2 separate regions of the Homo sapiens genome follow, and region 1 is linked to region 2. Evidence: chromatin loops called from intact Hi-C (ENCODE). Cell type or tissue: heart right ventricle. All regions are shown on one strand. Links, peaks and the distances in the headings refer to the core of each region. The heading gives the core; the rest is flanking DNA.

What was found. Hi-C counts contacts between places; a loop is a spot of excess contacts. Peaks named below come from ENCODE experiments on the same cell type or tissue, not always from the same donor. Only the 100,000 strongest peaks of a DNase experiment are listed, where the experiment ranks them.
Region 1: it touches region 2 in a loop (15-fold over the local background); 82 of 110 quality-filtered maps call a loop at or near these places.

What each region holds. Positions count from the first base shown.
Region 1 is chr11:62,305,677-62,321,060 of GRCh38, forward strand. No RefSeq gene overlaps it. Among named protein-coding and RNA genes, the nearest start is that of SCGB1D4, 14 kb to the left of the region's middle. In heart right ventricle, for the core only: CTCF peaks have their summits at 5,671 (motif pointing left) and 5,881; a DNase peak (open chromatin) is centred at 5,655; H3K27me3 peaks cover 3,095 bases.
Region 2 is chr11:62,162,961-62,178,344 of GRCh38, forward strand. It overlaps the pseudogene EEF1DP8. Among named protein-coding and RNA genes, the nearest start is that of SCGB1D1, 20 kb to the right of the region's middle. RefSeq lists a silencer at 12,471-12,650. In heart right ventricle, for the core only: a CTCF peak has its summit at 8,418 (motif pointing right); DNase peaks (open chromatin) are centred at 6,621 and 8,421; H3K27ac peaks cover 2,646 bases; H3K27me3 peaks cover 1,584 bases.

The sequences.
Region 1 (15,384 bases), core at 2,084-10,083, 140 kb after region 2:
CTGTCCAGTTTTGTTCCCTTGCTGGCAAGAAGTCGTGATCCTTTGGAGGAGAAGAGGCATTCTGGTTTTTGGAATTGTCAGACTTTTTGTGCTGGTTTCTCCCCATCTTCATGTATTTATCCACATTTGGTCTTTGATGTTGATGACCTTCAGACACGGTTTCTGAGTGGATGTCCTTTTAGTTGATGCTGATGCTCTTCCTTTTTGTTAGTTTTCCTTCTAACTGTCAGGCCCCTCTGCTGCAGGTCTGCTGGAGTTTGCTGGAGGTCCACTGCAGACTCTGTTTGCCTGGGTATCACCAGCAGAGGCTGCAGAACAGCAAAGATTCCTGCCTGTTCCTTCCTCTGGAAGCTTCGTCCCAGAAGGGCACCCACCAGATGCCAACCAGAGCTCTCCTGTATGAGGTGTCTGTCAGCCCCTGCTGGGAGATGTCTCCCAGTCAGGAGACTCGGGGGTCAGAGACCCACTTGAAGAGGCAGTCTGACCCTTAGCAGAGCTCGAACGCTGTGTTGGCAGATCCACTGCTGTCTTCAGAACCGGTAGGCAGGGACATATAAGTCTGCTGAATCTATGCCCACAGCTGCCCCTTACCCCAGGTGCTCTGTCCCAAGGAGATGGGGATTTTATCTATAAACCCCTGACTGGGGCTGCTGCCTTTTTTTCAGAGATGCCCTGCCCAGAGAGGAGGAATCTAAAGAGGCAGTCTGCTGCAGTGGCCTCGCTGAGCTGTGAAGGGCCCCGCTCAGTTGAAACTTCCCCGTGGCTTAGTTTACTTTGTGAGGGGAAAACCGCCTACTCAAGCCTCAGTAATCATAGATGCCCCTCCCCCCACCAAGCTCAAGCATCCGAGATCTACTGCAGACTGCTCTGCTGGCAGAGAGAATTTCAAGCCAGTGAAACTTAGCTTGCTGGGTTCCATGGGGGTGGGATCCGCTGAGCTAGACCACTTGGCTCCCTGGCTTCAGCCCCTTTCCCAGGGGATTGAATGGTTCTGTCTCACTGGCATTCCAGGTGCCAATGGGGTACGAAAAAAAAAAAAGATTCCTGCAGCTAGCTCAGTGTCTGCCCAAACAGCTGCCCAGTTTTGTGCTGGAAACCCAGGGCCCTGGTGGCATAAGCACCCAAAGGAATCTCCTGGTCTGTGGGTTGTGAAGACCATGGGAAAAGCATAATATCTGGGCCAGAGTGCACCATTCCTCACAGCAGAGTCCCTCACAGCTTCCCTTGGCTAGAGGAGGGAGTTCCCTGATGCCTTATGCTTCCCTGGTGAGGCAATGCCCCACCCTACTTCAGCTCACCCTCCATGGGCTGCACCCACTGTCTAACCAATCCCAATGAGATGAGCTGGGCACCTCATTGGAAATGCAGAAATCACCTACCTTCTGTGTTGATCTCACTGGGAGCTGCAGACTGGAGCTGTTCCTGTTCAGCCATCCTGCCAGCCTCTCATGTATACATTTACAATATTGGATCATGCAAAATCTCCCTCCAGAGAGCTCTACCCATTCATTCACCCACCATCATATATGAGGTCACCTGTAGAGATTTTTCTGATACAAAAAGTTACATAGAAAATGTGTGGTTATAAATCCCCATTTTCTTTATCCAGTCCACCAATTATGGGCACCTAGGTTATTCCATGATTTTGCTATTGTGAAAAGTGCTGCAATGAACGGTTCTGTGTGTGTCATACACTCATAGAATAGTTTGTTTTCTTTCGGATATATACCCAGTAATGGGATTGTGGGATTGAATGGTAATTCTATTTTCAGTTCTTTGAGAAATCTCCAAACTGCTTTCCACAGTGGCTCAACTAATTTGCAGTCTCACCAGCAGTGTATAAGCATTCTCTCTTCTCTGAAACCTTGCCAACATCTGTTATTTCCTGATGTTTTAATAATAGTCATTATGACTGGTGTGAGATGGTATCTCTTTGGTATATCTTCTTCTGAGAAGTGTCTGTTCATGTCTCTTGCCCATTTTTTAATGTGGTTGTTTGTATTTTGCTTGTTGATTTGTTTTAGTTCCTTATAGTTCCTTATCCTTATAGATGCTGGATATTAGACCTTTGTCAGATGCATAGTATGCAAATATTTTCTCCCATTCTGTAGGTTGTCTGTTTACTTTGTTGATAGTCTTTTGCTGTGCAGAAGCTTTTTAGTTTAATTAGGTCCTACTTGTCTATTTTTGTTTTTTGCAATTGCTTTTGGAGACTTCTTTAAATCATTGCCAAGGCCTCCCAAAGTGCTGGGGTTACAGGCATGAGCCACTGTGCCTGCCCTGGGATTGCATTCTTGATTTAACTCTCAGTTTGGACATTATTGGTGTATAGAAATACTACTGATTTTTTACATTGATGTCATATCCCAAAACTTTCCATATTCTTTTGTTTTCAATGTTTCTTATAAACAAGAGATTACCAGGTTTTATTATTTAATCTCAGAGTCTCTGCCATTTGACAGGATGAGTTTAACTCATTTATATTTATTTTCATTACTGTTACATTAGTGCTTATTTCTCTCACTTTATTTTTGGTTTTTTATTTTTGTGGGTACATAGTAGGTATATATATTTATAGGACACATTAGATGTTTTGATATAGGCATCCAATTCATAATAATCACATAAAGGAAAATGGGGTATTTATCCTCTCAAGTGCTTATCCTTTGTGTTACAAACAATCCAATTATACTATTTTAGTTTTTTTGTTTGTTTGTTTGTTTGTTTGTTTTGAGATGGAGTCTCGCTCTGTCACCCAGGCTGGAGTGCAGTGGCGCCATCTCGGCTCACTGCAAGCTCCATCTCCTGGGTTCACACCATTCTCGTCCCTCAGCCTCCCCAGTAGCTGGGACTACAGGCGCCTGCCACCACGCCCGGCTAATTTTTTGTATTTTTAGTAGAGATGGGGTTTCACTGTGTTAGCCAGGATGGTGTCAATCTCCTGACCTCATGATCCACCTGCCTCAGCCTCCCAAAGTGCTGGGATTACAGGCGTGAGCCACCGCGCCCAGCCTATTTTAGTTATTTTTAAGTTTGGTTAAATTATTATTGACTATGGTCACCCTGTGTGCTATCAAGTAGTAGGTCTTATTCATTCTTTCTATTGTTTTGTACCCATTAACCATCCTCACTTCCCCCCACCCACTCCTCTACTACCATTCCTTCTACTCTCTTATCTCCATTAGTTCAATTGTTTTGATTTTAAATCCCACAAACAAGTGACAACATGAAATATTTGTCTTTTTGTGCCTGGTTTATTTTACTTAATGTAACGATATCCAATTTCATCTATGTTGTTGCAAATGACAGGATCTCATCTTTTTAATGGTTAAATAGTATCCATTGTGTATATGTACCACATTTTCTTTACCCATTCTTCTGTTGATGAACACTTAGGTTGCTTCCAAATCTTGGGTATTGTGAACAGTGCTGCAACAAACATGGGAGTGCAGATATCTTTTCAATATAACAATTCCTTTCTTTTGGGTATATACTTAGAAGTGGGATTGCTGAATCATATAGTAGCTCTATTTTTAGTTTTTTGAGGAACCATCAAACTCTTCTCCATAATAGTTGTGCTAATTTACACTCATGCCTACAGTGTATGAGGGTCTCCTTTTCTCCACATCCCCTCCAGCATTTGTTATTGTCTGTCTTCTAGATATAAGCCATTTTAACTGGGATGAGATGATATCTCATTGCAGCTTTTGATTTGCATTTCTCTGATGATCAGTGGTGTTGAGCACCTTTCTCTCACCTCATTTTGTTTTCTGTTTCCTATACTTTTTTCTAACTTTCTTGCTTACATTAGAGTTTAATTCTGCCACTTTACATTTTCTACTTCCAGCACTTTTTAAATGTTCCTACTATGGACTAATTTCATTCTGCTGGTTCGAAAGTTATGCATTGTATTTTTGCTGTTCTGGTGATTGTCCCTTACTTACTGACCTATATATAGGTATAATTTTTCCATCAATCCTTTAACTTATTAGTACCTGTGTTGTTCCCCAAATAAAATAAGTGCACTAGCTCAGTCTCACCTCCCTTCAATCACTCCTACGTTATACCTCCATCCTCAACATTTCACGACATCTAAAATTAATCCCCGGTCATCTCAGTTCACTTTCTCTTTTATTAGTTCTTGTTTTCTTGGAAAACAATAAACTTTACTAAAATATTTGCTTTCCCACACCTCTCATATCAGCATTCTGGTTTTATTTCTCTTCTTACTGAAGTTCTTTCTTTAAGATTCTGTCCACAGAAAGGTTTTGTGTGACAAGTCGTATTAGGCTGTGTATTAGTCCATTTTCACACTGCTGTGAAGAAATACCTGAGACTGGGTAATTTATAAAGGAAAGAGGTTTAATTGACTTACAGTTCTGCAGGCTGCACAGGAAGCTGGTGGCATCTGCTTCGAGGTTTCAGGGAGCTTTTAGACGTGGCGGAAGCCAAAGTGGGAACAGGCATCTTACATGGCAAGAGCAGGACCAAGTTGGGGGGAGGGGCCACACACTTTTAAACGACTAGATCTCAGGAGAACTCACTATTGTGACAACAGCACCAAGGGGAAATGACGTTAAACCATGAGAAACCACCCCTATGATCCAATCACCTCCTACCAGGCCCCACCTTCAGCCCTGGGGATTACATTTCAATATGAGATTTGGGTTGGGACACAGATCCAAACCGCATCAGGCTACGTGTATCAGTTAGAAATATGTTTGGCTACAAATAACACCCAAATGACTGACATAAACAAGATAGTGGTTTCTTTTTTGTTTTTGTTTTGTTTTGTTTTGTTTTGTTTTGTTTTGTTTGAGACGGAGTTTTGCCCTTGTTGCCCAGGCTGGAGTCCAATCGTGCGATCTCGGCTCACTGCAACCTCCACCTCCAGGGTTCAAGCCATTCTCCTGCCTCAGCCTCCAGAGTAGCTGGTATTGCAGGCACATGCCACCATGGCTGGCTAACTTTGTATTTTTAATAGAGATGGGGTTTCACCATGTTGGCCAGGCTGGTCTCAAACTCCCAACCTCAGGTGATCCACTTGCTTCGGCCTCCCAAAGTGCTGGGATTTCAGGCGTGAGCCACCGCGCCCAGCCGGTTTCTCTTCTTTTATTTAAAAGAAATCTGGGAGTAGGCAGTGTAAAGTTGGTACACTGACCCCATAATAATCAATTTCCCAGGCTCCAGGCTCTTTTTTCTGTGTCTGAATTTTACCCTACTCAGTTTATGGTTTCAATACTCAAGGTGGCCTCATATTCTAAGAATGCCAGAGCTCCAATCATCATGTCCATGTTCTGGGAAGGGACAAGGAGAAAGAGAGGGAGAGCAAGGGGCACATTTCCCATCCAGATGCGCTGCCTGGGCCGGGTGGGTGAGGGCTGCCAGCAGAGCAGAAGTTGTCCTGGAGAGTTACACATTCACCACACAGTAGCTCATCTGAGTCTCTGGCCGAGTCCTGGCCACCGGCTGCAGTAGCTTTTTCCCCGTGAAAGTTAATCTTCAGGAAATGGGCATCCCACTCTGTGTGTGGCAATGAAGTCCAGGGCTTTCAGGTTGAAGTTCCTCTGCCTCTGTTACCCACAAACATGAGGCAGCCCCAGAGACATTCAACAGGACCGGCCCGCGGTGCTCTCTGCCGCTGCGCCACAGCACCACCTGCTGGTCAGGAGACTGCTCGGCATCCCTGCCGTGGCTGGAACTCCTCCGGTCAAGATCAAGTGGAGCCTCTCCTGCGGGGCTGGGCGTGGTTGCTCACACCTGTAATCCCAGCACTTTAGGAAGCCGAGGCGGGCAGATCAACTGAAGTCAGGAGTTCGAGACCAACCAGGTCAACATGGTGAACACTCCGTCTCTACTAAAAATACAAAAATTAGCCGGGCGTGGTGGCAGGTGCCTGTAATCCCAGCTACTTGGAAGGCTGAGGCAAGAGAATCGCTTGAACCCGGGAGGCAGAAGTTACAGTGAGCCAAGATCGCACCATCGCACTCCAACCTGGGGGACAAGAGCGAGACTTCGTATCAAAAAAAAAAAAAAAAAAAAAAAAAAAAGGACATTACAAGGAAGTGCCGCAGCGGGCTGTGTGCTCTGCTCTGAGGAAGTGCCACAGCGCGCTGGGTCCTCTGCTCCGGCTGGTACTGTAGAAGGAGGCATGTAGCCCTTGATAGCATTTTCGGGGCAGGGTAATTCCCCATTTTATGCTCAATCGCAAGACCTTAATTCTTTTCTTTTCGTTTCATTTCTTTTCTTTTCTTTTTTTGTAGATAGAGTCTCATTCTGTCATCCCTGCTGGAGTGCAGTGGCACAATCACAACTCACTGCAGCCTCAACCTCACCGGGCTCAGGTGATTCTCCCACCTCAGCCTTCCAAGTAGCTGGGACAACAGGCGTGTGCCACCACACCTGGCTAATTTTTGTATTTTTTGTAGAGACGGGGTCTCATCATGTTGCCCAGCCTCATCTCAAACTCCTGGCTCAAGCAATCCACCCACTTCGGACTCCCAGAGTGCTGGGATTACACACACGAGCCACCACATCCAGCCTGGCTGTTAAGTCTTAATTCAGGGCAACTAATTCTTTCCAATCCCTACACTCTACCTTCCAGGCCAGCCCAGAATAAGACTAGCACCTCCCACCTCATGAACCCAGAACTACCCTTCTTGCCTCCTCAGTAACCAGCCCCCCACCCCAGAATGAAATCATTTATCATTTAAGCCCTCAAAATACATAGAGTCTTATCATAGTCTTCTCCTCAGATGCACGGGGCCTCCTTCCCTACTTCTGTGTTTCCAAGGATGGCTACTGTGATGGAGGTCTTGCATTGGTACCCACCCCACCTATCATCATAATTTATAATTCTCTATCTTGCTCCAGGACCTGGTGGGCTAACCTGCGTGTTCTACAAAGACAGACCCCTTTGCCCTCTGGATTCCAATTGGATTTGGCCAATGAGAAGCACTGGCAAGAGATAAGGGAGAGAGCCTGGGCCCGATGGCTCACACCTGTAATACCAACACTTTGGGAGGCCAACGCAGGCGGATCACCTGAGGTCCAGGAGTTTGAGACCAGCCTGACCAACATGGCAAAACCTAGTCTCTACTAAAAATACAAAAATTAGCCTGGGTGGTGGGTGTGCCTGTAATGTCAGCTACTTGGGAGGCCGAGGCAGGGAGAATTGCTTGAACCCAGGAGACAGAGGTTGCGGTGAGCCAAGATCGTGCCACTGTACTCCAGCCTGGGCAACAGAGCATTACTCTGTCTCAAAAAAGAGAGAGAGAGACAGACAGGCAGGCAGACAGAAAGAGAGAGAGAGATGAGGGAGAGAGGAGAAAGAGATCAAGTCTTTATTCCCCCACCTCCCCCCTTGTAAGGTGGCAGCATCCCTTGACCAAAGGCCACAGCTCATATCAAGCAGCATCCTCTGCAGAGCTCTTTCTGTCCCCAGGTTCTGGTAACTGCTTATTTCCCTTATATCTTCAGGGCTAGGAGTGGTCACAGAGCCCTGTCGCTCTGGTCCTAGGGTACTGTTCTATCCCTTGTGCTTCCTACCTCCTGCCCACACCTTTGTAAAGAGTCCCCCTGTGTATTTCTCCTCGATCTGAGTGTGCTCTCTCCTGCCAGGAGCCTAATACAGTTACCTTCGGTGGCAGTGGTTTCAAGGTGGTTTTCTATACCAGGATGCGCTGCAAAAACCTAGAGCTTTTCTTGCCGAGGAAAAGAATCATCACAAACTAATCCCAAGCAGGACAGTCCTCTACCGAAGTTTTCCCAACCTAATTTACAGAGATGATATTCACAAGGGTTATGTCTTTTGACCCTAAATTTTTATTTACCATACAAGCAAAATCATATTGATTGCTAGGTGGTTGGCTAAGTCCCCTTGGTAGCTAATTGGCTGAGTCCCTCCCACTAACCTTGAAACATGAATGATTTTACTTTATACCTCAACAAAAATACAAACTTCTGGGAATAGTCATCCTGGGAAGGCCAAGAGTAACCAGCTTTAGAAGGAAAAAACAGTGACCAAAGAAGGAACAGGACACTGTCCTCAGGCCACCCAGCTCATCTTCACCAGGTGAGGTCATGCAAACCATACCCCACCCCTCCCACACGTGGGACAGCATCTCAGAGAGAGAAGCAGGGGCAGGGTGCAGGCCAGCTGAAAGTAGAACAATTTTATCAAAAAGAGGGTGAACCCTGCCTAAAGGTGATTTGCTAATCAGATCCTAAGTTTTTAACTGGATTGGACATTTAGTGAAATGTTTTGTTTTGTTTTGTTTTTTGTAACTAGTAGGTAGGGGACTTAGGAGGAAGGCCAGACAAGTTACAATAAAAAGATTTTTAATTATACTTTTTCTATATTTCTAAGTTGTGATCTAGGTTAAATTTTTGCAACTTGTTACACTTACTAAGGAGCATTTCTGTCAAGGAAATCAAAGGGAAACATGACTTGGAAAAGAGCCTTCTGGCAAGAGTGAGGAAGTGGGAGACCAACTGGGGGCTGTTGCCAATGTAACTATAGATACTATATATATCCTATATATACATGCTATACTATATATTATATATACTATACTATTAGTATATATAATGGTATGTACACTATAGTATACAGAGTATATATGAGTGATAATATATTACTGTTTATACATAAAAATAATTATATATTAATTATGTAATAATATATTTGTATGATAGATTATTATATACATAATTATTAGTTATACTATTAGTATAACTATTAGTATAATAATACATTATATATAAAGATATATAGTTATATATTATATTATTATATATCATTATAATTACATAACTATATATACATAGCTAGTTATGTATATAATAATCTATCATACAAATATAACTAAATTATTACATAATTAATACATAATTATTGTTATGTATAAACAGTAATATATTATTACAGTTTTATATCTATATACTCAATAGTATATAGATACACACCACACACACACATACACACACGCACACATGCACATACACAAATGTATACACCCAGGTGTTTCTGGTGCTATCTCCATTTATTAATACTTTGGGTGGGAATATTCAGTCTGGAAAGATCAAGAGTAACCAGCTTCAGACGGAAAAGGCAGTGACCAAAGGAGACACAGGACACTGTGCTCAGGCCACCTATGGATATTTTTCCTTTAACAGAATTTGAATATTCTGGTTACACCTGCATTGGTATTTCAGGTGAAGCTGTTTCCACAGATCTTAGCCATTCCCTTGATGTTTCTGACCCAAGCACAGAGCTGTTTGTGGCTGGCTTGCAAAGTAAGGCAAGGACACAGTAGAAGTTTCTCCAACCCCAGCCCTTTCCCTCCAGCGGAAACCTTCGCAGATCCTCTTGGAGACTGGCCCAGCAGCAGGGTGTTGGGAGCCCCTTGACATTCTCTTGGTTGCTGGTACCTGGTCCCACCACGAGCACTGCAGTTGGAAAGCTGCAGAGGCAGGGGCCTTTCAGGCACCCAGAGGGCAAGGTTCTGCAGCTCACATCCCACTAACGGGGTCACTGATGGCTTCTTGGCACAGTAAGGGCAGCACATGGAGCTCCCCAGGGTGAGGGGCTGGACTTCGGTCATACTGGTCTTTGGTCTTGTCTTCACACCCTCTCCTTGAATCTCTCTCTCCCTCTGCCAGAAAAATTGCAGATCCCTTCAAGAATAATCTATGGAGCCTCCTTATCAAAAAACTCTCACACCTCAACATGATCTTTCCATGCTGAGTTCCCTTAATTTTCTGGCCTACAGACTCTTTACTGGGAAGGTTTTGGGAGAGGCAGCTTGCTCCCCTAAGGAGATGTTAAGAAGTTGACAGGGGCAATTTGAGCTGTGGTGAAAAGCACAGGCTCAGACATCCATTGACTCTTGATCCCAGACCCTTGCTGTGTCACCATGAACAAGTTACTCAACCTATCTAATCTTGATTTCCTCATTTGTAAAATAGAGGAAATAATACATACTTCATATAGTTGTTGTAAGGATCAGCTGAGATGTGCCTGGAAACTACCTATCACAGTTTCTGGCCCTTAGTAAACAGTAAATTACCGTTATAATTATGACTGCAGGGAGCCCTCTTCTCCCCATTCTTTCCAGATGCTTAGTGAGGACCACTGTGTGTAACAGAATCTTCCTGATGGGGACCTGTGGCCCATGTGAACCCTGTGAAGTCAGAACAAAGATCTAGAACCACTGCACTCGCCAATTCTTCCCAACCTCATACATTTGGGCACATATACTTGCAACCCACACTAGACTGAAAGTGTCTTGCAGAAATGTCATATTCCTTTTGTATCCTCCACAATGTCTACAAATCCCAGGGTTGGGCATGCTATTAATATTTGACAAATGCTCGTTGACGAATTGTTGGTAGTAGTACACTGGAAAGTAATTAGGATGAACAGTGCCCTATGATCATTGGAAAGCATCTGGCATCATGGAAAATTATTTAGTGCCTACCGTTCATCCATTTAGTAGAAATAGCGCCCTGCTTATAAATTAGAAACCCTAATTATCTTGATGGATGCCTCTTTTGCAGCCTCAGGTAGTTTGATTTTGCTTACTGTTAAGGAGGTGTTCAAATTTTTTAAAACAATTATTCAAATTGTTTTGCAAAGCCTGGCGAGCATCATAAAAGCTCTAGATCATAAATCATAAAGAAAAACAAGACAGAGGTAAAGTCGCAGGTGTGACCTTTGTTTTCAGTATTCTTTCCAATGAACAGCTTGTAACTGCCACGATGTCAAAGCCATGGCCGCCTTAGTTTTCATGTAAAGTATTTCCGCCTTTTTCCAGTCAATGAACACTGTCCACTATGGCCAGATTCTATACTAAACTCTGAGGCTATAACAGTGAAGAAGACGGATCGGATAAGGCCCCTGTCCTCCTGGAGTTCACAGTTTCATGGCCTTTGTGTTTGGGGGGTACTTGTGTCCTTCAAAGATGTGGTCCATTAACCTAGGGATTAGCACTTTGCAACATTCTGTGTGGTCACTTTTAGAGAGGCAGGTCCCAAAAGACAGGGCCCATGTGAGGTCCATGGTATGATGCCTATAATGTGCCACATGGGGGGTCGCCTCCTGCAGCCTCCAGCCTGGGAATAGATGAGGTGCAGAACCGAAAGGAAGATGGGATCTGAACAAAAGTCTGTGTCCACAGGAGACATGCAGGAGAAAGTGAATATCGAGTGAGTGAGAGAAACAAAAGTCAAAATGAGGCTGGGCGCAGTGGCTCACGCCTGGAATCCCAGCACTTTCGGAGGCTGAGGCAAGCAGATCACTGGAGGTCAGGAGTTCCAGACCAGCCTGACCAACATGGGGAAACCCCATCTCTACTAAAAATACAAAAACTAGCTGAGCGTGCCGGCGCATGCCTATAATCCCAGCTACTCAGGAGGCTGAGTCAAAAGAATCGCTTGAACCTGGGAGGCGGAGGTTGCAGTGAGCCACGATCATGTCACTGCGCTCCAGCCTGGGTGACAGAGACTCCATCTCAAAAAACAAAACAAACAAAAAAGTCAAAATGGATGCGTCTTCAGGAGGTGAATCAAAATCCACCCCTGCCTGTGCCAGGCCCCATGGATACACAAGACAGCCGGAGAGCCACACAGCTGACAATGCAGCAGGGGAGAGAAATCATAGACTCCAGCTACTCAGTTACTAATTTCAGCTGGGGAAGACTCTCCAAGGGAGAAATAGGGGTTCTATGAGCGCATCTTACAGGGACCTATCCTGGCCTGAAGGGACTGCTATATCCTTTCCCAGAAACCTAGACATAAAAGATGAAGTAAAATAAACATGATAGAAAAATGGACATGCGAGTGGGTAAAGAAAAACCAGAAATTCCGACTTAGCAACTGGGAACATGACGGTGCTGTTTATGAGGTGGGGAATCCTGGAGACAGAAAAGGTTTAGAGGAAGGATATTAAGTTTGGCTTGGGATATGCTGAGCTTGAGATGCCTAGAGGACATCAGAGAAGCCAAAGTGATCATTTAAATTGTTCCATAGAGGCTGGACGCGGTGGCTCACACCTGTAATCCCTCTTTGGGAGGCCGAGGCAGGTGGATCACCTGAGGTCAGGAGTTCGAAACCAGCCTGGCCAACATGGTGAAACCTCGTCTGCACTAAAAACACAAAAATTAGCCAGGTGTGGTGGTGCGTTCCTGTAATCCCAGCTACTCAGAGGCTGAGGCAGGAGAATCACTTGAACCCAGGAGATGGAGGCTGCAGTGAGCCGAGATCATGCCACTACACTCCACAATGGGTGACAGAGCAAGACTCAATCTCAAAAAAAAATTGTTCCATAGAACCTTCCAGTGGCTTGGCAGTGGAAGCCACATTTAAGATGGAAGCCACACTTAGTATAGAAGCCACACCTTTTTTTTTTTTTTTTTTTTTGAGACAGAGTCTGGCTTTGTCGCCCAGGCTGGAGTGCAGTGGCATGATCTTGGCTCACTGCAACCTCTGCCTCCCAGGTTCAAGTGATTCTCCTGCCTCAGCCTCCTGAGTAGCTGGGATTACAGGCACACACCATGATGCCCGGCTAATTTTTGTATTTTTAGTACAGACGGGGTTTCACTATGTTGGTCAGGCTGGTCTCAAACTCCCAACCTCGTGATCTGCCCGCCTCGGCCTCCCGAAGTGCTGGGATTACAGGCATGAGCCACCGTGCCCGGCCACGAAGCCACACTCTTTACCAAGGCTTTCGGGGTGGTGGACCTTACTGACTAGCACAGCCTCATCTCATGTTTCTCTCTCTCTTACTGTGGTCCACCCACAGCAACCTTCTCTCTCTTTCTTGAGCACACCAAGCCTGCTCCTCCTTGCCTGGACAGACTTACCTCTGGATTTTGCACAGCTGATTCTTTCTTACTATTCACATTTAAACCTAAACGTCCTCTCGTCAGAAAGAGCTTTCCTAACTATAAGAGGTATTCATATCCTATCACCCTGTTTTATTTTCTTCGAATGCCTTTTGCTCTCTGAAATTATCCCGTACACTCGTTTGTGTCTGTCTGTTGACACCCTAATTTTACCCAGAATGTAAGCCGGTCCATGTAGGTGGGGGGACCAACCCTGTCTTGTTCAATGATGTCCTGTAAGTACTTAAAACATGGCCTGGAACATAATGGAAGCTCAATAGCCATGGAATGAATGGATAAGATATTAAGGAACAAGTGATATATGTGGATTTGCAAGTGAGATAAAAGGTCTGACTACAGGTAAATACCTGGGAGTTGTCAGTGTACAGATAACAACTGAAGCCAGGGAAGTAGTGGGTCTAGGGAGAAAGATTAGAGTTAAAAGAAAAAAAAAAGCCAGTCTAGGCTGGAGCCCTGAAAAACACCCAATAGGTCAGGTGGGGCTTATAATGGAAACTGAGAAGGAAGATCCAGAGAAGGAGGGAGGAAGAGGCCTAAGACAGTGAGAGGCCACAGAGAAAGGAAGAGGAAATTTGGAGGACAGAGCGGTAAAAAGATTCAAATGCTATTATGAGACCAAGCAAGACAAGAATTACAAAGTGTATTTTAAATGTAGTGCCTTTTTAAAATTTTTTATTTTTAATTTTTGTGGGTACACAGTAGGTATATATATAATTTATGAGTTACATGAGATATTTTAATACAGGCATACAATGTATAATAATCACATCAGTGTAAATGGGGAATCCATCACCTCAAGCATTTACCCTTTGTGTTATAAACAATCCCATTATACTCTTTAATTATTTTTAAATGTACAACTGAATTATTATTGACTATAGTCACCCTGTTGGGCTATCAAATACTAGGTCTTATTTATTCTAACTATTTTTTGTACCCATTAACCATCCCCATTTCCTCCCACCACCACCCCCTACTACCCTCCCCAGCCTCTTGGAACCATCCTTCTACTCTCTATCTTTTCTTTTCTTTTTTTTTTTTTTTTTTTTTTTTGCTTTTGAGATGGAGTCTCACTCTTTCGCCAGGCTGGAGTGCAGTGGCACAATCTCAGCTCACTGCAATCACCGCCTCCCAAGTTCAAGTGATTCTCCTGCCTCAGCCTCCAGAGTAGCTGGGATTACAGGTACACACCACCACACCCAGTTAACTTTTGTATTTTTAGTAGAGACAGAGTTTCACCATGTTGGCCTGGATGGACTCAATCTCCTGACCTCGTGATCCACCTGTCTTGGCCTCCCAAAGTGCTGGGATTACAGGTGTGAGCCACCGCGCCCAACCTACTCTCTATCATTATGAGTTCAATCGTTTTAATTTTTAGCTTCCATAATTAAGTGAGAACATGCAAAGTTTGTCTTTCGGTGCCCGGCTTGTTTCACTTAACATAATGACCTCTAGTTCCACCTATGTTGCTGCAAATGGCAGGATCTCATTCTTTTTATGGCTGGATAATACTCCCTTGTGTATATGTACCACACTTTCTTTATCCATTTATCTTTGATAGACACTTAGGTTGCTAACAAATCTTGGCTATTGTGAATGGTGCTGCAGTAAACCTTGGAGTTAGATATCTCTTCAAAATCCTGATTTCCTTTCTCTTGGGTATACACTTAGCAATGGGATTGCTGGATCGTATGGTAGCTCTACTTTTAGTTTTTTGAGGAACCTCCAAACTGTTCTCCATAGTGGTTGTACTAATTTGCACTCCCACCAACAGTGTACAAGGGTTCTCTTTTCTCCACATCCTCCCCAGCATTTGTTATTGCCTGTCTTTTGGATAAAAGCCATCTTAACTAAGGTGAGGTGATATTTCATTGTAGTTTTGATTTGTATTTCTTGGATGATCAATGATGTTGAGCACCTTTTCATTTGCCTGTTTGCCATTTGTATGTCTTCTTTTGAGAAATGCCTATTCAGATCTTTGACCCACTTTTAATCAGATTATTATTATTTTTTCCTATAAAATTGTTTAAATGTAGCCAGGCACAGTGGCTCACACCTATAATCCCAGCACTTTGGGAGGCCAAGGCAGATGGATCACTTGAGGTCAGGAGTTCGAGATCAGCCTGGCCAACATGAAAAACCCCAACTCTACTAAAAATACAAAAATTAGCCGGGTGTAGTGGTGGGTGTCTGTAGTTCCAGCTACTCAGGAGGCTAAGGCGGGAGAATCGCTTGAACCCAGGAGGCGGAGGTTACAGTGAGCCAAGATCGCACCACTGCATTCCAGCCTGGGCGACAGTCTCAAAAAAAAAAAATTGTTTAAATGTAATGTTTGAGCAGACAGGTTGACCTTGGAGGGAAGAGTTTGGATGACAAGTGTGCTGGTGGCAGGAATGGAGTGGGGTGAGGAGTGAGTGGGTGGTGGGATGGGGACACAGGGAGAGAAGAAGTTTTTGGAGAGAAGATAACACAGTTGGCA
Region 2 (15,384 bases), core at 4,111-12,110:
GTGTTTGGCACAGGTTTTTTACATATGACACCAAAAGTGTGAACTATAAAAGCAAAAGTCAATTGGACTTCATCAAAATTAGAAACTTTTGCTCTTTAAAAGTTACTGTTACTCAGCATCTTTCATTCTGCCCCGGGGTGGGATGGTACAAATAGCCCATCCTGCCGTATTCTCAGGAATAGAACGGGGCTTGATCCTCACCACTTGGTTAGGATGAAGATGAGAAAACCTGGGATTATCCAGGCTTTCTTGCTTCAGTAGGACCCATTTATGGATGCTAACCCCACCCTTCACTGTAGCCCACCCCGTTGCATGCCTGGCACATTTCCTCTTGTCAAGTACCTGCTAGCTACCTGCCATGTGAGGCTTTTCCTGTCTCCCTTAAGTAAACTAAGCCACAGCTTTTTTCTGGCTCCATCTGGGCTTTTCACAGCACATGCCTAGTCCACGTGTTGCAGTGGGATCTGGGGCCTTGAACTGTGGGTACCACTTGCTACTGAGCAACTGTGGCTGCTGGCTGAGTTCTGCGGGGGCAAGACCCATAGCAGCCTTTCTTCCCTCTGGGCTTCCATGGTGCAAACATTCCTCCAGGTTTAAGAAAGAAGAAAGAGCAGGCATGAGAAGGAAAGTGGGCTGTAACCTGTATTCCAAGGGATTGCAAACAATGCAGATCGCAGGTTATTCTCCTATCTGAACCTCTTGGAGCTTGATTCTGAGGCTTCCTTGGACATCTATAGAAACCTGGGTAGCAGCACTCAGAGCTAAGCTGAGTTACCTGATGCCTGAAGCACCTGCTCTGTACTCCTTACAGTGCTCACTGCTCTGAGCCAGCAAAGTAGAAAGTAACTTACATGGCCAACCCCAACCACATCCCCACTCCTGTCCAGTAATTTTGAATGTTCTCAACCAAAGAGATCTACCCTGCATGCTGGAAGGAGGAAGTAAACTACAGCTTGCAAAGGGGAGTTCTTTTTTGTTTTTGTTTTTTTCCTTTCTGAGACAGAGTTTCACTCTTGTTGCCCAGACTGGAGTGCAATGGTGCAATCTCAGCTCACTGCAACCTCCGCCTCCCGAGTTCAAGTGATTTTCCTGTCTCAGCCTCCCTAGTAGCTGGGATTACAGGCACATACCACCATGCCTGGATAATTTTGTATTTTTAGTAGAGATGGGGTTTCACCATGTTGGCCTGACTGGTCTCGAACTCGCGACCTCAGGTGATCCACCCACCTCGGACTCCCAAAGTGCTGGGATTACAGGTGTGAGCCACCACACCCGGCCAGGGGGGCTTTTAAAGTGCCTTTTAAGTAGTCATTCCTTTGTGGGGGTATTTGCTTTTATTGCAGTTTATTAAGCCTGAAACAGCTGACATGAAGATGGATACTTTGACTCAGGTTTGGTTGCCTGATCCATGAAGCTTTAATCTTACTTGCCCACAGATACACACACACATACCCCTACCTGTATTAATTTGCACTTTAAATATGCCCATTCCTCTGCTATTATGATATAGGAAAGTTGATAGTATCAGATTAATTTCAGGTGAACTATTCTACCTATAAAAGAATAGGAGCTAATAGGAGCTCCTATAAAAGAACAGGAGCTAATAACCCATGAAAGCTATGACGGTTTTTTTTTTTTTTGGATCTCTATTCTTCCTGCCAGCTCTGCCCCTGGCCTGGCAGGATTGGTTGAGTGGGGAATTGGTCCTTGAGAATTGGAGTAAGGGATCTTGAGGAATGTGTTTAGTGTCTTTGAGTTGTGATTTGAGAATAACAGAGGCAGGAGCCCTCTGCAGGGCTCCTGTCCTACTTGCCCCTGGGACACTGTAATAAGACAAGTATGGATTATGCCCAGTGAGGACTCCTATAACTAATTATTTAACTCAGAAAGTGCCCCAGAGGTGCTGGGGGTGCAGCAGAAAGGACTGGAGGGGTGCAGCCACTACTGCGGGAATGGTAGGGAAAGGGGCTAGGGGCTAGGGGCTAGAGGCCTTCTGCCCCAGTTATCTTATGTGGTGTTTTTTGTTTTGTTTTGTTTTGTTTTGTTTTGTTAGTTTGTTTGTTTGTTTTTTGAGAAGGAGTCTCGCTCTGTCACCCAGGCTGGAGTGCAGTGGCATGATCTCGGCTCACTGCAACCTCTGCCTCCTGAGTTCAAGCTATTCTCCTGCCTCAGCCTCCCGAGTAGCTGGGCTTACAGGCATCCGCCACCATGCCTGGCTAATTTTTGTGTTTTCAGTAGAGATGGGGTTTCTCCATGTTTGTCGGCCAGGCTGGTCTCGAACTCCTGACCTCAGGTGATCTACCTACCCTCCGCCTCCCAAAGTGCTGGGATTACAGGCTTGAGTGACTGCACCTGGCCCAAGTTATCTTACAGTGTCATTGTTTGCATGTTTGTGATGGCCCTAGACTTAACAGATAGAGAGCAGGCTCTATGGCTTAGAGAAAGACAGAAAACAGACAGTGATTGATTTAGGGTATGTAGGTAATGTGTAAGCCCAGGGCAGTGATGGTGGCTTCATCTGGTCAGAATTTCATCAAAGACACCTCTCGGGGCTAAAAAAGACCAGACTTTTTTTTTCTTTTTTCTTTTTTTTTGCTACTTGGGCAACACTGGCTTGATCTAGGTGACCTCTACGTTCCCTAGATGGACAACTTGTGTGGCCCCCAAACCTCTCCGTCTTACCCCAGTACCCCTTATTATCCTCAGCTACCATGCCACTCTCTTCAATCCCAGCAACCAGTCCTCACCTACTTCTGTAGGAGACCTCCACAGGGAGGAGCCTTACCATGAAGGTGATTGCAGTGTTTTTAATGAAAGGGGCCAAGAAAATGTGGCAATGAGGTCCTGTTCCTACGAGCTCCACTCTCCGGATTGAGACAGTGACACTTGTGGGAGCAGGACCCACTGAGGCCCAGTCCGAGGGCTCAGGTGGGAGAGCATCCACTGTGGCACTGCCGCGCTCGGGACCAGGGGCTGCTGGCCTTCAACAGTTGTGTCTCACGTTCTACTGAAGCAGATTGAGGAGAGTGACTCGGGCAGAGAATGCAGGGTGTTCTCTGTCTCCCTCCAGTAGACTAAGGCGTGTTAGTCTACATGAGGTCAACATGCAGACTGCAATGCAGGGAATCCTCTCTCATTCCTCGGGTAGGAGGGCAGGGCTGGGAATTACAACAGGGACCTCCCCTAATTGTCCGCCACCTGCCTGGAGTCACTTAGCAAAAAATAAAAATAATAAAAATCTGTGTTTGGCCCTGATGTGGACTCTACAGCTCCTTTTGCCACTCCCTGTGTCAGGGCCAAGGAGATGGGGTTTGTTGTCCAGCTCTGTCTAACCACTTCCCGGGGAATAGTCTGGGAATATGGATGACAACCTTTAATCGCAAAGTGCCTACTGTGTGTGAGGCACTGGGCGAGTTGAGTTGCGTTGGCCATAACCTTCAATCGCATTTGCTGATTGAGGGGTGATATTATCTTCATCTTCATTTTAAGTCTCTGGAAAGTGACACTCAAAGAGTTAAAGCAACCTCAAGCCCAAGGTTGTGTGGAGTGTGCAGTCGGGCAGGAAGCTCCACTGGACTTCGAAGGTGTTGCTCTAAGGCAAGCCTGCTACGACGCATGTCAAGACATCAGAAATGTTAAGAGGCTTCCCTCCATTGCCTCTTGTTGGCCAAAAGCACCCAGACTTTTCTGATGCCAGTGGGGACTTCCCAGTCCTTGCCCTGGCAAAGTAGGGCCCTCTCCCAGACTGCTATTTCCCACCCGGGGTTTCTGGTCCCTGGCCGCAGGACGTGGGATCTGGTATCACTGATGGAGCTGTACAGATGACATGTCCCAGAAGTGCAGGGAATTGAAGTTCATGGGGTGAACTTTGGCCAATGGGAAACAGGAGGCAGGAGGGGTCTGGGCAGGTGAATTCTGCCAGCTTTGTCTCTGATGCTGGACCCCGGCATTGTTTCTCCTTGCCGCCTATGTGGAGAAATCCCACCTGCTGAGCAAACGACTGTGTCTCTTGATGCCTAGGTGTAAAATAACCATCACTTCACATTTTCTTCATATCTGTCCTGTCTCACTTCCCTTTTGTCAGGTTCCTGTGAGGCCAGGGGAGATCTGGTGGGACAGGGAGAACAGCAGGGGTACACAGGGTCCTGGGGTTTGGCAGAGAAAGGGAGTGGCCAAAGGAGCTGTAGAGTACGTGAGGGTCAAACACAGAGTTGTATTATTTTTACTTTTTGCTAAGCACCTCTAGGCAGCTGGGGGACTTTCGGGGCTCTGTAACTTTGGATATTGGGAACTTTACTGGTCAGGCCCTAATGACCAGATTCTCATACCTGAGCTGCACATTGATAAGGCACAGTGAAGTGGATATCCCGCCCTTTGGGCCTCCAGGCCAGTTCCTCTTGGGAACTGCCCAGGACTCTCGTTCTGCCCAGGACTGAGCCCTGACTCAGGATGTCACTGTTAGAGAGAAGGGCAGAGAGGGGCTCACTACCGTTGACTGTTGCTGTTTTCTGCTTAGCTGGCTGGATATCCACCTCCTCTTTGAACTTCTTCAGACCCTCAAAATCAGCACCCTTGAAATCAGGGTCCTTGAAATCAGGAGTCTCAACACTGGGAGAGGACCCAAAAGGACCAGTAGCAGCTGGGAAGTCAGCTCTGGAGCCCTCAAAGAAGCTTTGCTTGACTCAACTACCTTTTTGCACATGGAGGTGGGAAGAAAAGAGTTAGGCACATTTATCATGATGGGGGAATGGCCATTGTGCCTTGTCCAGGGAACAATGCACACAGAGCATGAGCCCACCTGTGCAGCAAGATGCTGATATCCAGGTATCTGTGTCTGGATGGATGGGAAAAGACTTGACCCCATGAGCCCAGCAAGTTAACACTGGTTGTATATGGGTGACTTCTATGGGCTTTTCTTTATTTCCCCAAATTTATTTTATTTATTTATTTAGAGACAGGGTTTCACTTCAGTTGCCCAGGCGGGAATGCAGGGGCATGATCACGGCTCGTTGTGGCCTCAACCTCCCAGGCTCAAGCAATCTTCCTGCCTCATTTTTTTGATTTTTTGTAGAGATGAGGTCTCACTATGTCACTGAGGCTGGTCTCCAACCCCTGGGCTCAAGTGATCCCCCTGCCTCAGCTTCCCAAAGTGCTGGGATTACAGGCATGAGCCATTGCACCCAACCCTGTATTTCCCAAAATTTCTAAAGAATGGCGGGCACAGTTTGAGACCAGCCTGAGTGACATAACAAGACCCTGTCTGTATTTATTAAAACAAACAAAATAATAAAGTCTCCAAGACACACAGGCTTGCCTAATAACTTTAATTTGTTTGGAAAAGCCCTGCCCTCTAAGTGAAAAGCTGTCACATGAAAAAAATATTGCCATTACTTTGTTCAATTCTTTTATTGCAGTAAAATACACAAAACATGAAAATTACCATCTTAATCGTTTTTTTAAATAATTTTAAAATGTATATATCAGTGGTATTAAATACATTTTGTAATTTTGTGCAACCATTACTGCCATCTATCTCCAGAGTGCTTTTCATCTTGCAAAACTGAAAAGTTATACCCATTAAACAATAATTTCCTATTCCTCCCTCCCCCGTCCCCTGGCAATCACCATTCTACTCTCTGTTTCTATGATTTTGACTATTTTACATACATATAAGTGGAATCATACGTTATTTGTCTTTTTTTATGTAACTGACTTATTGCACTTAACATGTCTTCAAGATTTATTCATGTTGTAGCATGTAGTTTTCCTTCCTTTTTAAGGCTAGATAATATTCCCTTGTATGTATGTACTATATTTTGATTATTCATGTGTCTGTTGATGGACACTTGGGTTGCTTCTGTGTTTTATTGTGAATAATGCTGCTGTGAACATGGATGTACAAATCTTTTTTTGAGACTCTGCTTTCAATTATTTTGTGTATACCCTGAAGGGGAATTGCTGGATCATGTGGTAACTCTATTTTTACTCTATTTCTGGCCTTTCTATTTTATTCCATTGGTCTACATGGCTGTCTTTATGCCAGTACCACATTGTTTTGATTACTGTCACTTTGTAGCAAGTTCTCCAGCTTTGTTCCGTCTTTTCAAGATTGCTTTCACTATTTGGGGTTCCTTGATATTCCATATGGATTTTATAATTGTTTTTTCTATTTCTGGAAAAACCATTTTTGGGATTTTGATAGGGATTGCATTGAATCTTTGGGTAGTATTGACATCTTAACAACATTAAGTCTTCTGTTCTCTTGCCTCAGGCGTCCCACGTCCACCGATTCCTCCTCCCTCGTTGCTGAGTCCTTGGCTGGCATCAGAAAAATGGCTACAAACTTCTCAGTATATGAGAAGATCTGGTTTGACAAGTTCAAATATGACATTGCAGAAAGGAGATTGTACGAGCAAATGAACGGGCCTGTGGCCAGCACCTCCCGCCAGAAGAATGGCGCCAGCGTGATCCTCCATGACATTGCGAGAGCCAGAGAGAACATCCAGAAATCCCTGGCCAGAAGCTCAGGCCCCAGGGTCTCCAGCGGCCCCAACGGAGAACACAGCGAGCTTGTTGTCCTGATCGCCAGTCTGGAAGTGGAGAACCAGAGGCTGAGCAGCGTGGTGCAGGAGCTGCAGCAGGCCATGTCCAGGCTGGAGGCCCAGCTGAACGTGCTGGAGAAGAGCTCTGCTGGCCACCGGGCCACAGTCCCTCAGACCCAGCACGTGTCTCCCATGTGCCAAGTGGAGCCCTGGCCAAGAAGCCAACCACACCAGCAGAGGATGACAAGGGCAATGACATTGACCTTTTTGGCAGCAACAATGAGGAGGAGGACGAGGAGGCAGCACAGCTGCGGGAGGAATGGCTGCCATTTCCCCCAGTAATTAGAAAAGCCTTATTGTGAGGTTTTTGATACCTTTTTATAGTTTTATGTTGTCATCTTTGTTTTAAGGAATATGTGAAGTTGTTTCAAAATTGGGAACAAGAATTGTCACATTCTTTTGTTTTTTCTTCATATTTTCTCCATATTTTTCTTGTTTTCCTCTTTTGCCCTCCAGTCCTGGGAGGAAAGTAAGTGTCATGGGTGAGGACTTTCCACTTCCTGGACCATTGGAGTCTCTGGGACCATCCACAGTCCCTAAGCCTGGGAAAGTGCTCTGTTCTTTAGCATATTAAAAATGGCCCTAGCCTGTCCTTAAATGACTCTAGAGGGGTCATTCAAGTGCATGTTTGTATGTGGAAAGATGATTAATATGTCACATATGGCTTAAAGGAGCCAGCAGGATCTTGAGACACAGTAAAAATATCCCCCCGCCACCCTTCAGAGGTGGGGAATTTTGATTCCTCCCTGGTAAATCTCTGTCAAATTACTAATTATTGATCTCTGATAATTACCAATTATTGATCCCTAACTCATGACTGTCTCCTTTACAGCTGGTGAGCAAGCCACTGATTCTAGACTTTCATGACTTTCTGATGACTTCCTGATGACTTCCTACTGACCAAATGATAAACCGCTCAGAATTTCCTGTCTGCACTGTGTGGGATAGTGTCCCCTGAGCCACCTTCTTTCTCAAATTGCTGTTATATTGTCTTAATCCACAAGGAAGGTCTTGTGTGAACATATGTATACATCCAGAGTGTTCTGGTAGAATTATAGCTCCCCTTGCACTAAGGGGTGCCCGGGGCACTTACATGATGTGTACTTGTTGTTAACCACCGCTCCCCAGGGGCTGGATCTTATCCCCTGTGCATAATCAGAAGCAGTTTCCCTAGTCTTGGTTCACCTGGTTGCAGTTCTCACCCTCTTCCTAGGAGTCCACTCTGCTGAGTTCCCATCAGGTCTTCTTCTGCACTGACTCTATGCCAGGTAGCTGGAGGTTAGACTGTTCCTTCAGCCTAGGTACTTTCTTTCTTCACCTCTTCATCATGTCCTCCAAAAAGCCTCCTATGTATAGGTTGGTTTACGTGGCCATTTTTTTTTTCTTTCTTTCTTTCTTTTGTTTTGTTTTGTTTTTTTTGTTTGTTTGTTTTTTGAGACGGGGTCTGGCTCTATCACCCAGGCTGGAGTGCAGTGGTGCGATCTCGTCTCACTGCAACCTCTGCCTCCCAGGCTCAAGCGATTCTCCTGCCTCAGCCTCCAGAGTAGCTGGGATTATAGGCGCGCGCCATCAGGCCTGGCTAATTTTTGTATTTTTAGTAGAGACAGGGTTTCACCATGTTGGTCAGGCTGGTCTCGAACTCCTGACCTCGGTGATCCACCCGCCTCGGCCTCCCAAAGTGCTGGGATGACAGGCGTGAGCCACAGCGCCCGGCCCGTTTTATTCTTTTAATTACCAAAGGCTGGCCTGTAGTAGGAGATGTCTGATGAGTTTTTCTTAAATTGAACGCCAACAATAAGGTTTGAGCCTCAAGGTGGCGCCATTTCATGTAGAGTCTGGAATCTCTGAACACTTGAAATAGACCATCCGTCACTAGCAGGAGCCCTTGCGTTCCGTTCCTGGATGCCGTTCTCAAAGTGAACACAATGAAATACAAGTTTCACTCGTGTTTGCATAAGGTCAAAACAACTGACAGGGTCGTTTCTTCTTGAGAGGACTGTGCGTTATCCTAGCAGGTGTATATACTATTTATCTCGTCAGATTTCTTACCAAGGAGACAGAAGCTGAGAAGAAATGAGATTAGGGGTTGTCTATCAAGGACAGAGGGAAAGAAGGGGGTAGCTGCGACTGTGTTTGTGGTGTGTGGGATGAAAAGGAAGATTTGAAGGATAAAACTAGAAGGGAAGTGAAGATGACTCCAAAGTGCCTTATTTGGAGCGGGATGAGACTGACTGGATGGTTCATGTTAAAGGGATCGTCTCAGCACAGCTGAGGGTTTTTCACACATACTATTATTTAATTCTACTGACTTTCACGTAAAGAAAGTGTAGTCTTTATTTACTGAGACTTAAAAAGATTAAATGGCTTTTCCAAGCTCACACAGTCCATATAACCCAGAGATGGGAAAATATATCTGGACCCCAAATCCTTAATTTTACTTGTCTGCCTGCCCGCCTCTTCCCTGTTGAACCTGGGGAGGCATCAGGGCATCCTGTTAGTGGTGTCCCACAGATAGACAAATTTTACCCTGGATTACGAAAAGCTGGATTAGCTTTCTTACTTAAACAATACTGGGGCCGGGCGTGGTGGCTCATGTCTGTAATCCCAGCACTTTGGGAGGCTGAGGCAGGCAGATCATGAGGTCAGGAGATCGAGACCATCCTGGCCAGCATGGTGAAACCCCGTCTCTTCTAAAATACAAAAAGTAAATTAGCTGGGCACGATGGCGCCTGCCTGTAGTCCCAGCTACTCGGGAGACTGAGGCAGGGGAATCGGTTGAACCTGGGAGGCGGAGATTGCAGTGAGCCAAAATCACGCCACTGCACTGCAGCCTGGCAACAGAGCAAGACTCTGTCTGAAAACAAAACAAAACAAGAAATAATACTGGAACTTCTTTCCCTGCTGTTGCTCCAATTCCCTTCCCTGGATTATTTTCCTCTTTGTCACTACCACACATCTAGAAAGATTAGCATTTCTATTACAGAAGCAAATGTCAAAAGGAGATTTAGAGGGAGTTACAGTTGCTTAAAAAAAAAAAAACCCCTGCCCTTTGCCATCACAAGCCCATGATCGTCACAGTTATCTGTCAGTCAAGCACCTGACCGTAATGGAAGTCAACAAATAAAACGCATCACTTGAGACCGGATAAAGAACACAGGATGAGCATGAGTTTAATCCTTGTCCATCCTCTTTAGAAATCTGAAAAAAATAACAACTTAAAATGACAACAAAAGAACAAAGTGGCAAACTCTACAGTATAGTGGAAACAAGCAAGTGACAATATTTGATGAGAAATATTTAAGCTTTTCTGATGGATGGAGAGCAGATAGGATGAAATCTACAGAGAAATAAGATGAGAGGAAACTGAAGTTCAAACATGTGCTGGAGAAAAAACCTTCAGATAGAGGAGCTTTTGGAAAGAAAGAGGAAATTAGGTTTAAGATAGGTCTTGGATAATTATTGAAATTGAATACAGGCAGGATGAGAGTTGAAATACACAATGAGATGTGGACAGCGACCTCACACCACTTTGCTCTGTTCTTCTGCAATATATGTTTTTTTTCACATAATGTTTTTATTGTTCCCTTCAGTGCAAAGGACTATTGGGGAAGAAGGGTCTTCCCAGTGGGCAGCAGAAAACCGTGAGATTAAGCAAAAATAATTGCTATCAAGGATCCTAGGTGAGTATGAGTTCAGAAGTTTGCTGGTCCATTACAAGTCTTGGGGTTATTCAGTCTGCTTCTCTGTGCAGTTCTTCTAGAATTCTGTTAAAAAAAAAAAGCCATCAACTCATTATGGGTGCCAAAGGGGTAACCCCTTTTCCTTCTAGGCTAAATATGAAAAAAAATCTGATTTTCATCATCCTAAGTGGCACCTGTTTTTGCAGAGGATACCAACTGCCTCTTTTGGGTGGTCTCAGACTCCCCTTCTTTGGGTGGTACCTTTGATGTGGTTGTGCTTGACGTTCTCAAGTCTCTGGTTTTCAAGGTGGGACAGACTTACCATGAGATGCAGGTATCTCAAGCAAGGTCCAGCACGACTTACTAACTGCGGGGATGGTCAAGATAGGGTGTTAGGGCCTGGCTTACTTCGCTGCCAGGCAGTTCTTTCTCTGACATTCCTTTAGGTAAGATCAGTTCCCCAGGTAGAAGAGATGTATTGGAAGAGAGCCTCACGTTGGTGTCAGCCTTGACAGGAACTTAGGATGAAGGAGACTCCTTGACTGACTGATTGACTTCCTTCCTTCCTTCCTTCCTTCCTTCTTCTCTCTCTCTTTCTTTCTTTTTTTATTTTGAGACAAAGAATCACTCTGTTGCCCAGGCTGAAGTGCAGTGGCGCGATCTCAGCTCACTGCAACCTCTGCCTCCCGGGTTCAAGCGATTCTCGTGCCTCAGCTTCCCGAGTAGCTAGGATTACAGGTGCCTGCTACCCCACCCAGCTAATTTTTTTGTGTTTATAGTAGAGACGGGGTTTCACTATGTTGGCCAGGCTGGTCTCAAACTCCTGACCTCGTGATCCACCCGCCTTGGCCTCCCAAAGTGCTAGGATTGCAGGCGTGAGCCACCATGCCCGGCCAAAACTCCTTGACTTTCAAGAATCTGCTCTATTGCAGAGGAAAATTGCTGGACCTCTCCTGGGGCCATGATGATTTCACAGGAGCAGAGCCCCACAGCTGATTTGAACACATCCTGCATGTTCATCAAGACATTAGGAGGGTTTTAGGCCACATAAAGTCTGTTCACTATAGTTTATGTCACCTCTGTTTTGCCACTGAATTTGTATATAGCCTTGTCAGAGCTCTGGGGAGGGTGTGGGATATATGGTTGTAATTTGATGTCTGAGGCTTTGCATACCCGTTGGAAAATTCCGTAAAATGAGACCCTTGTTCTGAGTCTCTGTTGAATAGAATTGCCCCAAGGAGACTGTATTACTAAAGCAAATGGAATAAGCCCTCAACAATAAATGGAATTGGGTAAAGCTATACAGACATATCATTGCAACATCGATTGGAGTTTGAAGTTAATTCCAAATACAAAGTTATGGAATTGTATTGTATTACTGAGGTAAAAGGTATCACGATTAAAAAGTGCCTGCTTTCCAGAAGCTTCAGGCCATCCAGAGAACGTACTCTTTAGATCTGGGTTATGGATGTACTCCACTAATGGGAGATGATGTATGAAGTCAATTTAAAGGTGGATGAAGAAGGGTCCCCAAACTCTAGGTGGTGTCCCAAATGGTATCTGCACTGGTTTGCAGCATTATGAACAGCACAAGTAGGGTAGTGCAGCTGGGCACGGTGGCTCATGCCTGTAATCCCAGCACTTTAGGAGGCTGAGGTGGGCGGATTGCTTGAGGTCGGGAGTTCGAGACGAGCCTGCCCAATATGGTAAAAACCGATCGCTACTAAAAATACAAAAATTAGCCTGGCGTGGTGGCGTGTGCCTGTAATCCCAGCTACTTGGGAGGCTGAGGCACGAGAATTGCTCAAACCCGGGAGGTGGAGGTTGCAGTGAGCCGAGATTGAGATCGCACCACTGCACTCCAGCCTGGGCAACAGAGTAAGACTCTGTCTCAAAAACAAACAAACAAACAAATAAACAAAACAAATAGGGTAGTGCATACAGTGAGAAAATATTATTTTGGAAAATTCAAGAACAAACTAAGAATCTTTTCCTTTTCTTTTTTCTTTTTTTTTTGAGACGGACTCTTGCTCTGTTGCCTGGGCTGGAGTGCAGCAGCATGATCGTACCTCAGTGCATCCTTGAACTCCTGGGCTCAAGCAACTCTCCCACCTCAGCCTCCTGAGTAGATGGGCCTACAGGCAAGTGCCACCACACCTGTCTAAGTTAAAACTTTTTGTTTGTTTGTTTTTGCAGAGACAGGGTCTTGCCATATTGCCCAGGCTGGTCTCAAACTCTTGGGCTTAAGCGATCTGCCCCCTTCAACCTCCCAAAGAACTGGGATTACAGGCGTGAACTACTGCACCTGGCCCCAAACTAAGAATTTCTGATTTCTTTCCTTTATTCTTCTTCCTAGGGTATGACACAGGTAAAGGATTTAGACAGCACAGGACCAGTTGATCACGGCAAGATTTGGTGAATAAAGTGAAGGAAACGACTTCAGAGGTCCTTTTCCATATTGTGGGACTTACAACTCAGAACTTGCAGCAAGAATTCTGAGTATGTATGAGGTCTGCAAGGAGTTTGTGACATGTGATACATTGGTGACCTGGGTACCAGCAGAGATTCTTGAAGCTTTGACTAATGACCTGACATATGTATTTCAATTTTTGATAATCATTAAATAAATGAAGTAACATGTTAATATATCTCTTAATAAGCTGAGGGCTTAATGAAGCCCTTTTTGATTTTGTATATTCATGGATTATATTTTTTATTGCTAAAATGAGACAATTTTATTCATGTTTCTCATCTTCAAAGATGTAAAATCTGTAAATACTTGTTACATAAATGGGCAGATGGGAAAAGAATGACTATTGCGATAGTGATACCACTTGGTTCTCTGAATTCCTCTGAGCTATAGGCTAAAGATGACATAGTGATTTATCACTCAAAATTATTATTTTTAATTTTTAATTGACACCTAATACAAAAATGTGATGTTTTAATAAATGTATACATTGCATAATGATCAATCAGGGTAATTAACATATCCATCATCTCAAACATTTATCATTTCTTTGTGGTGAGAACATTCAAAATCTTCTCTTCTAGCTATTTTAAGATACCCAATATGTTATTATTAACTACAGTCGCCCACTGAGTGATAGGACATCAGAACTCATTTTTCCTAATTGTAACTTTGTACCTGTTGACCAACCGCTCTCCATCCTCTCTCTTCCATTCCGTACCCTCTCCAGTATCTGGTAACCACTGTTCTACTCTCTACTTCTATGAGATCAACATTTTTATTTTATTTATTTATTTATTTTTAAATTTTTTTGAAATGAAGTCTTGCTCTGTTGCCCAGGCTGGAGTGCAGTGGGGCAATCTGGGCTCACTGCAACCTCTGCCTCCTGGGTTCAAGCGATTCTCCTGCCTCAGCCTCCCGAGTAGCTGGGATTACAGGCACGTGTCACCAAGCCCGGCTAAGTTTTGTATTTTTAGTAGAAACAGGGTCTCACCATGTTGGCCAGGCTGGTCTCGAACTCCTAGCCTCAAGTGATCCACCCACCTTGGCCTCCCGAAGTGCTGGGATTACAGGCGTGAGCCACTGTGCCCGGCCAGATCAAAAACTTTAGATTCCACTTATGAGTGAGAACATGTGTTATTTATCTACTGTGTCTGGCTTATTTCACTTTACATAATGTTCTTCAGGGTCATCCATGTTGTCACAAATGACAGTATTTCATTCTTTTTTTATGACCTAATAGTATTTCTTTGTGTACATATACCACATTAAAAAAATCCATTTATTTGCTTTTCAACACTGAGGTTGATTCCATATCTTAGCTATTGTAAATAGTTCTGCAATAAGCATGGGATTGTAGATGTCTCTTGAACATACTGATTTTGTTTCCTTTGCATACAAGGTTGACCCTTGAGCAACATGGGTTTGAACTGTGCAGGTCCACTTACACACCGCTTTTTTCAACCAAATGTCAGTTGAAAATGCAGTGTTTGAGGCATGTGAAACTTGTGTATATGGAGGGCTGACCTTTTGAATATAGGGGTTCCACAGGGCCGAATGCAGGACATGAGTTTGTGCAGTTTTTGATATATGTAAGGGGTGAGTGCCTGGAACCAATCCCCTGAGTATAGAGAAGAATGATTGTATACTCTGTGGTAGGATTGCTGGATCATATGGTTGTTTTATTTTTAATTTTTTGAGGAAACTCCATACTGTTTTTCATGACCGTACTAATTTATATTTCCACCAATAGTGGGTAAAAGGTTTTCTTTTCTCCACATCCTCGATAATACTTGTAATAGCCATTCTAACAGGTATGACCTAATTGTGGTTTTGATTTGCACTTCTCTGATCAGTCTATTAAGGTCTATTAAGTCTTAGGTCTATTAAGGTCTTTTGCCTATTTTAAACATTATTTTTAATGATTTATCAGCCACTGCTAAATTAAGACCTCCTTTGAGTTTATTAAAAACGATAAATTAGATACCACTTGATATGGAAAAAATGTTGTTATCACAAAACAATACTTTAAATAGTTTCTTTGAAGTCTAGAGATTTCTACCTGCAGAGTCCATGCTCTGTGTTAAGATTCTGATGAAGGATGCATATGCCTTCTGTCTTTAGTGAAATGGAACGAGAGTGATTATGGAAGGGAGGTAGGAAGGAGAACCAATGTGACCACATGATCCATAAATAGTAAAAGCCTATATGATGTGAGGATCTCAAAGTGATCCCTTAAAAGTCTCCATCCCCCAAGTGTGTGTTCATCAATTTGAACACTGTGTCCCTAGAATATCCTTGGATGATAACCTCAGCCAAAAGGACACTTGCGACCAGCACATCCTGCTGAGGACGGGAGTCCAGAGACTCTGTGTGTCTTGGGGATTGGTAATGTTTACCCAACTTCCGACCCTTCTATGTCCTTTGGTCCAAGATTCATTAAGGATATTAACAGCACAATGATATTCACTTGGACTTGACCATATGTGAGTAATTATCTTAACTGTGAGAAATGTCAATGAAACCAAAGCCAGATTCTGAAGCACACTTTGGTAGCATAGGATAAATAAACATTCCTTATTAATAGACTCAGATTTAGTTTGATATTTTACTTTGGGATTGAGGTGATTTA